Linked DNA regions of Homo sapiens: region 2 is linked to region 1. A link is a loop called in an ENCODE intact Hi-C map of the cell type or tissue named here. Cell type or tissue: PC-3. All regions are shown on one strand. Links, peaks and the distances in the headings refer to the core of each region. The heading gives the core; the rest is flanking DNA.

Region 1 (5,382 bases), core at 156-5,155:
ATAAAAAACAGTTAGGAACTAGTTAGATGTGGTGGTTGTACAACACTGTGAGTGTAATTATGCCATTGAATTAAGACTGTTAATTTTATGTTATATAAATGTCACCTCAATTAAAAAAAAATCACAGCTGGATGATCACCAGATATAGGCCCTAGCACTCGGCAGGGATTCAGAATTTCTTTTTCGGTTTTACTCAAGTAAGCAAAATGAACAATATCTGTTTTCTTTCTGTTGGCAGTGTTTCGAGTATCTGGTGCTAGTATAATCATTATTTTGGCTATTATCAGACTTAGCAATGCAATTTTTGCTTTGATATTCTTCCCAGTTGTTGTGTCAGGAAGAAGGCAGAATTAGGCAGTGTGCTAAAATCAAATCAGTATTTCTTACATAAATGATTGGTTGGGTGAGTCTGTTTTTAGTCACCCATCTCCTTTGAAGTCTGAAAGCAGGCAAGAAATTTGAGATTGTTGACATTTCCTACAGAAGAGCTAAAATGTACTGTTATTGAAAGACTACAAGATTTATCAAACAAAAATACATCAACTTCAACACCTTCAATTTATTATCCAAAGGTGGGGGTCACTTATTGGGTTCTTTGTCCAATGTACAGGTTGTTCTGTCCCTCACTCCCAGCAAAATATTGTGAAATATCTTAAGTTTATTGGATTATTAAAGGGCAGTTGGCTTACAGTTCTGTGGTTTGCCCCTGGCTTTTCTTCCCTAGCAACCAAAAACAATACTACTCATCAAGAAGATTGCATCTTATGTCATTACATAGAGCTTTTTTTTTTTTTTTTTTTTTTTTTTTTGGAAACAGGGTATCACTCTATTGCCCAGACTGGAGTAGTGGCGTGGCATGATCTCAGCTCACTGCAACTTCGGCTTCTAGGGTTCAAGCAATTCTTGTGCCTCAGGCTCCCAAGTAGCTGGGACTACAGGTGCACACCACCATGCCCAGCAAATTTTTGTATTTTTTGGTAGAGATGGGGTTTCACCATGTTGGCCAGGCTGGTCTTGAACTCCTGACCTCAAGTGATCACCCACTCGGCCTCCTAAAATGCTGGGATTACAGGTGTGACCCACTGCACCCGGCCATTATATAGAGCTTTTTATATTTAACTTTTAGTCTAATTTTCCTTGAAGTCTGCACACTGGACAATTAATTGGTCAGCAGCAAGGTGATAGTTCTAGTGAGACAAAGCAGCATCTAGAGGAGAGAGTGAAAACCAGACAAGGTATTTGCATTAGTATTTCAGACTTTAAGACTGAGTTAATTAAGGGTGGAGTGGCATTATTTTGGCTTAAATTTCTTCATCTGTAAAGGTGTGTTAATGGTACTATCCACATAGAGTTTTGTGAAAAAATATGTGTATGTGAAATGTTTTATATAGAATCAGGCATATAATTGGCCAACAAAGGATGTTTTTTGTTTTTTAATGAGGAATAATGCTGCTGATGAGCAACTAAGATAGTGCTCATCATAGAAGAGAGAATCAAATAACAAAGGGATGTGAGGCCAGCTCAGTTTTCCTTCAGTTAGAAAATAGACATGTAAGTAAAGCATAATATATAATTATTGTTATGAAGCGAGTATACACTATATAATAATTAAGGAAGAGAAAAATAAAGAGGTGACATGAAGAAAAGAAGGTGAAAGAAAGAAGGGATGAGTGAAGGATAGTGTACATCCAAAACTTCATTTTGAGTGACATGTGAGGATGTGAAAATATAAAATTGTTGGGTTTTATAGAATCAGAGAGGTCAGCTTTCATTCTCTAATATTATAAATTAAGAGAGATGTAGGGCAAAGTAGAACAGAGATTTCTCAACCTCACTAATATTCAGAATCACTTTGAGAAACTTATAAAAATATAAATGCCTGTACCCCACCCCAGTGACTCTGATTCTTAGTTCCAGGGTGGAATCCAGTGATCTGTGTGTTTAAAAAGATCCTTAGATGAATTTTGATGCAAATCTACATTTGAGAATGGCAGAAATGGGCCCTAAATGTTTGCCTGTGTCCAGTAGTATCTGTTCAGCCCCTTCTTGTAATTCTCCTCTCTCTACAGAGCAAGAAAAAGAAACATGATGGAATAACCCAATTTAAAATTGAAGCCGGGTGTGGTGGCTCATGCCTGTAATCCCAGCATTTTGGGAGGCCGAGGCCGGAGGATCACCTGAGGTCAGGAGTTCTAGACCAGCCTGACCAACATGGCAAAACCCTGTCTCCACTAAAAATACAAAAATCAGCCGGGCGTGGTGGCGGTTGCCTGTAATCCCAGCTGCTCAGGAGGCTGAGGCAGGACCCAGGAGGCAGAGGTTGCAGTGAGCTGAGATTGCGCCCCTGCACTCCAGCCTGGGTGATAGAGCAAGACTCAGTCAAAATAAAATAAATAAATAAAATAAAAGAAAATAAAATAAAAGATTACCTTTTAAAAAATCCATGAAAATATATAACATTATTCCCCTTGTTTTTCTTTTCCTGCGACTGATTTAGGAGGGCACCGGCTTCTTTTCTCCTCTGAAGTGGGGGCTGAGCTACAGCAGTGACACCAAGTGGTGGTTTTAGGGGATTCTCCTTTTCATTTGAAACTTTGTGATTTTTAAATGACTGAAATAAGATGTCGTTTGCCTTCTTTCTCTTTCCCATCAGTTAGAGCATGTATTCTTCAGTTCTTGCATACCTCATTCACCAGAAATGCTAAAAGAATGAAGAAAACAACAAACAGGATTTGACCCTGACATTTGATCTTTTTGAGTGCTTCCAATATAAACACCTTTGTTTAGTTGTTTCTAGGACCAGGTGGTTTCAGTGAATTCAAAGAGAGCCTAAACTAAACTCTACATGCTAAAACTATGATAATGATGATGAAACTGTCAGTGCATTTAAAGTTATATGACTCATAAAAAGAGAGTACTGTGAACTTAAAAGTAAGAATGCTGCAGACTGATGCCAAGAAAACTCAATGAGTCTGTGATGAAGGTCGAGACTCCCTTCATAACCATCTGCGGTGAGCTAAAACTTAGGTATCCAAAGAATAACAATGCTTAAGATGTCTTGCTTAGGAAAAAAAAAAGTAAAAGTAGGTTTGGAAAGTTCGTGTCTTAGTTTGGGCTGCTATAACAAATTACTATAGACTGGGTGGCTTATAAGGAAAAGCAATTTATTTCTCGCAGTTCTGGAGCTGGGAAGTCCAAAATCAAAGGACTGGTGTCTGGTGAGGGCCTGCTTCCTCACAGACAGGGCAGATAGGGCCATGAGTTATCTGTTGTCTCCTTTCTGTTAATTGTAATTTTTTGGTTTTTAATTATTTTTGAAAAAATAGAGATGGGGTCTCACTATGTTGGCCGGGTTGGTCTGGAACTTCTGATCTCAAGCAGTCCTCCTGCCTTAGCCTCCCAAAGTGCTAGGATTACAGGTGTGAGCCACCATGCCTGGCCTGGAGTCTCTTTTATGAGGGCACTAATCTCATTCATGGGGCCTCTTCCTTCATGACTCCAGCCCAGGCTGGAGTGTAATGATGTGATCTTGGCTCACAGCAAACTCCGCCTCCCGGGTTCAAATGATTCTCCTGCCTCGGCCTCCTGAGTAACTGGGATTACAGGTGCCTGCCACCACGCCCAGCTAATTTTTGTTTTTTTTGTAGAGACGGGGTTCACCATGTTGCCCAGGCTGGTCTTGAACTCCTGACTTCAGGTGATCCACCTGCCTCGGCCTCCTAAAGTGCTAGGATTATAGGCGTGAACCACCGTGCCAGGCCTACTTTCAGGATTTTTACCTTATAATAGCATTCATCAAAGATGTCTTTAAACGGCAATTTCACCAGTACATTTATACTATGACTAAGTTCATAAATATTTGATATACAAACTTTTAAGAAATACATTTGCTAAGTAACATGGACACACCCAAATTACAAACAAAAGAGAAGAGGAAGTTAGGCTATTAACGGACATGTAGACAAGAGAAGTATATGTAGTTATGCAGAGGAAGAACAATCAATTATAAAGAAAAGCGCACAGAGGAAATGGGATTACCGTTGGTTCCAGGGACCATCATTGTGTAGGTGGAACCAACAGATTTGGTTAAGGACACTCTGCTGAAGACAATGCAGCTAGATTAGCCACTAATCACAGGCTAGTGTGGGAACTACAGGACATATTCCTCAATGCCCGAGAAATGTTGGTTGCTTTTCCTCCTCGTGTTTCTCAAATGTCATTTTACTTACCTTTTATTCATTATATCTGTCCTATGCTTCTACAATCTGAACATAAAATGAAATGTTTTATTTTATTTTATTTTTGAGACAGAGTTTCATTCTTGACGCCCAAGCTGGAGTGCAGTGGTGCAATCTCGACTCACTGCAACCACCGCCTCCCGGGTTCAAGTGATGCTCCTGCCTCAGCCTCCCAAGTAGCTGGGATTACAAGCATGTGCCACCACACCCGGCTAATTTTTAAAAATATTTTTGTAAAAACAGGGTTTTACCATGTTGGCCAGGCTGGTCTCAAACTCCTGACTTCAGGTGATCCACCTGCCTGGGCCTTCCAAAGTTCTGGGATTACAGGCATGAGCCACTGCGCGTGGCCCTTCATTTTAAATCGTAGCTTTTACCACCTTCTATATGGGGGAAATAACTAGTCCTCAGTTTATTTCCTTAATGCTTACTAATTTTATGTCACCATTGGTTGGCAGATACATTTTAGAAAACTGTGAAGAGAAAAATTTGTATAGACACTAAAAACAGCAGTCAGCTGATCTGGTGGGCCGTGGACTTGCTGCTGTAGACAATGGAATGATCAGAAATAATAAACAGGGCGAGAACTTTATCTATTTTTGAGCTGAATGTTCTAACATTTATGAATGACTAAGTGATGAGGCATCAATCTAAAATGCCTCTGCATTTCACATTAGTATGTGAAAAACTGGTAGGGATTAATGAATATTTTTCTTTAGCTTCTGAGTAAGAAACAGTTCCAAAATGAGGAAAGAATACCTGGCTTTGCCTTAAACTGAGTGTTCCTAACTCTGAAACTCTGGGAACTTTATAAATCCCTAAGACATTGTTTAAAAGCCCCAAATAAGAGGACTGAGTTTTCACTTTTACCCAATTAGATGCTAAAGTGGATTGAACAAAATGACATATTCTTGGATTATAGACTGGAGCATAAAAATTTATATCATAGCCAGTAATGACTGTCCTTTTGCCAAGCCATTGTACTCCTACCCCCTCTACCCCCATGACCCACGAGTGTTTCTTAAGCACCCACTAAACATGAGAGAAAGCAGCAAGGGTAGACTGGGAGCACATTGTGGACGGCTTGATATTTTCTTCAGCAATAAACGGAAGTTGTCAAGAAAACAAAAGACACCATCAGGCC
Region 2 (5,382 bases), core at 309-5,308, 140 kb before region 1:
TTTAACCTGAGCTGCTTTTCTTCTCTAATCAGTGAGGACTGTAGTGGTCTTGATGACTTGTATGTCCTCAAAGAGATGAAGGGGAAGCATTCCTTTTTCTTCTCTTCCCATATGAGAGGTGTGTGGACTCTTCCTCTTCATGATGCTGAGTAAAAAGGTGGACACGTTTTTAAACTCCTGGTTAGGGAATGGCCCAGTCAATCCTCTCAGTAGACAAGAGGGAAGGACTCCTATGGGATGTTCTGGTCTCAGCTCTCCTCCTAACAACGACCTTTAACTTAGGGCCCTGCTGGCTGTGAAAATGCAGACTTTCGGCAGACAGCCCAGCAAAAAGCTCACACACCCATATTTCTTATCATTCGCTTTGGATTTTATAGCAGTGTAAGAGGAAGCAGATTAGAAACTGCTCTTTCATAACGAATATACCTACATTTAAAAGGCAATAAATGTTAGTTAAAGACCAAGAAAACTAGATACAAGGAAATGAGGATATTTTGTGGAAACGGCCATAAGGAAAAGTAGTGAGTGCATTTGCAAGCAGTGTCAAGCAATCACAAAAGGAATTTTCTTGTTCTGCACCCAAGAGAGATTCAAAACTGTTTGTTATTATTCTTTTGCAAAAAGCTTTTAGGTCTGAAGACCATTATTAAGTTTGCCTTCTGCCACTTCTTCTTACTAAGCTTAATAATTCTAGCTTTTTTTTTTTTTTTTTGAGATGGAGTTTTGTTCTTGTCACTCAGGCTGCAGTGCAGTGCCACAATCTTGGCTCACTGTAACCTCTGCCTCCTGGGCTCAAGTGATTCTCCTGCCTCAGCCTCCTGAATAGCTGGGACTACAGGCATGCGCCACCATGCCTAGCTAAGTTTCGTATTTTTATTTTTTCATTTTTTTTAATTTTTGAGACTGAGTCTCGCTCTGTCACCCAGGCTGGAGTGCAGTGGCACGATCTTGGCTCACTGCAAGCTCCGCCTCCCAGGTTCACACCATTCTCCTGCCTCAGCCTCCCGAGTAGCTGTGACTACACGCACCCGCCACCACGCCCGGCTAATTTTTTATATTTTTCATAGAGACGGAGTTTCACCGTGTTAGCCAGGATGGCCTCGATCTTCTGACCTCATGATCCGCCCGCCTTGGCCTCCCAAAGTGCTGGGATTACAGGCGTGAGCCACCGCACCCAGCCTAAGTTTTGTATTTTTAGTAGAGATGGGGTTTCATCATGTTGGCCAGGCTGGTCTTGAACTCCTGACCTCAGGTGATCTGCCTGCCTTGGCCTCCCAAAGTGCTGAGATTACAGGCATGAGCCACTGCACCTGGCCGATCCTAGTTTTTAAAAAGTTTTTAGATGGGCCGGGCATGGTGGCTCACACCTGTAATCCCAGCACTTTGGGAGGCCGAGGTGGGTAGATCACGAGGTCAGGAGATCGAGACCATCTTGGCTAACACGGTGAAACCCCGTCTCTACTAAAATACAAAAAAACTAGCTGGGCGTGGTGGTGGACACCTGTAGTCCCAGCTACTTGGGAGGCTGAGGCAGGGGAATCGCTTGAACCCAGGAGGTGGAGGTTGCAGTGAGCCAAGATCACGCCACTGCACTCCTGCCTGGTGACAGAGCGAGACTCTGTCTAAAAAAAAAAAAATAAAAGTTTTTAGATGGGTTTTCCCAACTGTTTGATTCTATTTTGAGTTCTCTTCAAAAATACCCACATTTTTAAGGAGAATAACCTAGAAGTAATCACAGTTTTCTTGTGGGGTTTAAACCATTGCTGAAGATAGTCACAATTCTCTTGTCTGATGCTTTATCACCTGGAAGACTAGAAACCAGTGTTTCTGAAATACTGAAAACAATATTCAACCTAATCTTTGATCTAGGAATACCCCTATCCAAAAGAAAGCAGTTTAGCAGCTTTGAGAGATGTTGTTGGGCTATCACTAGTACTCGTGTACGTGCCCATGGGAATTTAGAGTTTAGGGAAAGGGAACTGTGAATCAGTGGCAAAACTAAAAGACTGGTCATAAACAATGATAGTTAATTCCCTTTCTTTTATAAATCTAAGGAGGGAATGAAGAGAAGAAACAGAGGAACATATACAGTAACAAAATCACAGGATAATTTAGAGCTGGAAGAAATGTGCTGATCTTCTGGCCAAAATGTTTCATTTAATAGGTGATGACCTGAGACCATGATGCTAGAAACTGGCAGGTATAATGTATTTATGACATAGGTATAATTTTAGTACCAATTTACAGATGATGAAGTTGAGGCAACTCAGATGTTACATGGGAGGGCTGGGATCTGAACCTAGATTTGGTTGGCTTCAAATTCTAAGTTTTTAGCTTCTGCACTGTCTCATATACGTGTATCTATGAGGTCTTTTCTTGCATTGATTTAGCTGTGTTTGTTTATAATGAGTGACTGCATTTACCCCATTGCTTTGCCCATATTCCCTAAAGGATTTAGGTGGTTTTAGTGCAAGAGATATACACATATGTTTAAGAGACTTGGTTTAATGCTTGTGCTCTTCCTCTGTGTAGAATTTTACAATGTGCCATGGCACCCTGGCACAGGAGAAAGGTCCTGGGAGTCAGAGAAAGGCAGAGAAAGGCCAACCTGAGAGTCCTTATCGAAAAAAAAAATGTGGGTAAGACGTGGGGAACAAGGGCCAAAGGATACTTCTAGTAAATTAAGACATTAAAAATAACACTACCCCTGCTTTACGATGGGCAAAAGTACTAGTCACACTTTAAAGTGTGGAAACAATGAGAAATCATATTGGTAAAGGAGGTTAAGTTGAATGGAGCAGCCGACTCAAGGGATGCTACCAGGAAAGAGTAAAGGACTCATTGTTTTCCCAAGGCCTGGCTTGAGGTATTAAACATTCCATACATCTTTAAGTGATAACTAGGCAGGAAGAGAAGGAGGAAAGTAGAAGGCCGTGCACAGTATAGATTGCAGAGGAAATATTTATTTCAAAATACAAGGATTGTGTCTTCATTGATTCGCCTATTCAATGATTAACATTTATGGAGTGCCTATTCTGTGCCCAGCCTTGCTTGAGAAGCTGAGTGTCCACAGATGACCAAGACACCAATACTAACTTCAATCCACTTATTGCTCAGCAGGGGAAACAGACAGTGAACGGTTAAGTAGCTGGACCTTAGAACTTTAAAACAATTTGAACAACCAACTCTGCTTGGGGTATCCGAGACATCACAAAAATTTCTTTTGATTTACATCTTGAGGGATGAAAGGAAGTTTGCCAGGTGAAGAAATGGGGGAAAATATATTTCAGGTGAACAGCTCTGCATGAGCAAAGACATAGAATTATGAAAGGACTTGCATAAAAGTTCTGGAGAAATGTGACAAGTTCATGTGGCTCTAGTTAGCGGACTGAGGGTGGTGGCTAATTTTTGTATTTTTTGTAGAGACGGTGTTTCACCATGTTGGCCAGGCTAGTCTTGAACTCCTGGCCTCCAGGTGATCCACCTGCCTCGGCCTCCTAAAGTGCTAGGATTACAGGTGTTAGCCACCATGCCTGGCCCCTTACTGCCATTTTTAGAGAGGGAAAATTTCGCCAGATAAATTCCCGAGTCAATGGAGTTTCTAGAAATTCTGGGTGGGTAGGTTTCCAGAGTTCACGTCTGAATGAACATTGTTATTCATAAAGATTGAAGGAAGGAGACAAAACGATAGTGAGGGTTTACATTTCGAAACCCAGCAGCCTTCAGATAATTTCTGTACTCTTTTCCACTCTCAGCCAAAATAGAGGCTTTCCACCTCTCTCAAAATTCCCCGTTTGTTGCATAAATTAAGAGTCCCCCTCAGAGCTCATCTTGTTAAGCAGAACTGACCAAAGGGTGGTATCTTCTATTTAACACAGCTGGGAAGGTCCCACCTGATTTTCAAACAAGACTGAAAGATAAATGCTGGTATCACACTCCAGTTGTCCTTTCCCTTTGACTTTTTAATTCCTTGCCTCTAAATATCAGCCCTTAACCAGCAGCCTGGTCATAACAAACTGAGGTTGTATCATTTGCATTGGTAATATTTCTTTAAAAACTAAACTTTAGGCTTGTATATTTTATTTTGTTTTAATTCCATTTAGGAAAGAATGCCTCAAATCCTCATATACATATAAAACTGAAAATTCCATCATGGATTTTTGTATTCTAAAATGTTAAAACATATTTGTTACTGTAAGAGACCGCTGATGAAAAACATCTCAGCAAGAGGTTCTTGACAGTATGCACTTTTGAGAACGTGCTGTGTAGAATGACATCTGTTTTCAGTGATATCTAGCTGGCATTTAGTCAACCCTAAGTATTCTAATATTTTGCAAGTTTATGTCATCACATGTGTATCCTACTGGGGGTCAAGGGCTGAACCTTTATATTTTCACCAGTCTGTGTATATGGGCTTTCTCCAGGAAGAGGACATGCCCTTGGGCTGCGGCTTTGTTTTGTTTTGTTTTTTTGAGATGGAGTCTCGCTCTCTCGCCCAGGCTGGAGTGCAGTGGTGCAATCTCAGCTTGATCCAACCTCCGCCTCCCAGGTTCAAGCAATTCTCCTGCCTCAGACTCCCAAGTAGCTGGGATTACAGGCGCCTGCCACCACACCTGGCTAATTTTGTATTTTTCGTAGAGATGGGGTTTCTCTATGTTGGTCAGGCTGGTCTCGAACTCCCCACCTCAGGTGATCCGTCCACCTTGGCCTCCCAAAGTGCTGGGATTGTAGGCATGAGCCACCACGCCCACCTTGGGCTGTGGCTCTTTTCAGCCAAAAGGTAGTCCCTGAGAGAGACTCAGCTGAGAGCTGGTGCTGCCAACACTCCCAGGAGCTGGGCTGTGTGTTTCAGACCTCTGTTCTAGAGGATCTTTAATGGCACACTATGGAAATGCAGTCAGAGCTTACAAAGTAGCAGATGTATGGGATGAATAAGTCTAGAGAGCTACTGTCCCACATGAAGTCTATAGGGAACTAAACTGTGCTGTATTTGGGATTCCTGCTAAACAAGTAGATTCTAGCTGCTCTTGCCACAAAACAAAAAATTGGGAAACTATGTGAGATGATGGATATGTTAATTTGCTTCACTGTAGTAACCATTTTACTATTTGTATGTATCCCATAACATCAGGTTGTATAACTTAAATATATGTAATTTATTTAGAAGATAAAATTAGTTTTATGCTTTTAAAACATAACATATATCACACTAGAGAACTTGTAATTTATGTGTAAGCAGCAGACCATTTTCAATACCTTGGAAGCCCCCCACAAATCTCCCCAGTAGAGGTAACTGCTGACCTAGGTTTGGTGTTAATTTTTACTGGCAACTCTTTAGAGGTTTTTTATAAAAAATTTTCAATCCTGCTCCTTCTGCACCTT

What was found. Hi-C counts contacts between places; a loop is a spot of excess contacts. Peaks named below come from ENCODE experiments on the same cell type or tissue, not always from the same donor. Only the 100,000 strongest peaks of a DNase experiment are listed, where the experiment ranks them.
Region 2: a loop joins it to region 1, with 4 times the contacts of the local background. A loop is called at or near these places in 14 of 110 quality-filtered maps.

The regions. Positions count from the first base shown.
Region 1 is chr12:32,916,767-32,922,148 of GRCh38, forward strand. No RefSeq gene overlaps it. Among named protein-coding and RNA genes, the nearest start is that of PKP2, 23 kb to the left of the region's middle. In PC-3, for the core only: CTCF peaks have their summits at 2,591 (motif pointing left) and 2,792; DNase peaks (open chromatin) are centred at 475, 575, 2,915 and 3,885; H3K27ac peaks cover 3,777 bases.
Region 2 is chr12:32,773,579-32,778,960 of GRCh38, forward strand. No RefSeq gene overlaps it. Among named protein-coding and RNA genes, the nearest start is that of YARS2, 20 kb to the left of the region's middle. RefSeq lists a silencer at 263-463. In PC-3, for the core only: no CTCF peak of the experiment used is centred there; a DNase peak (open chromatin) is centred at 2,853; H3K27ac peaks cover 1,416 bases.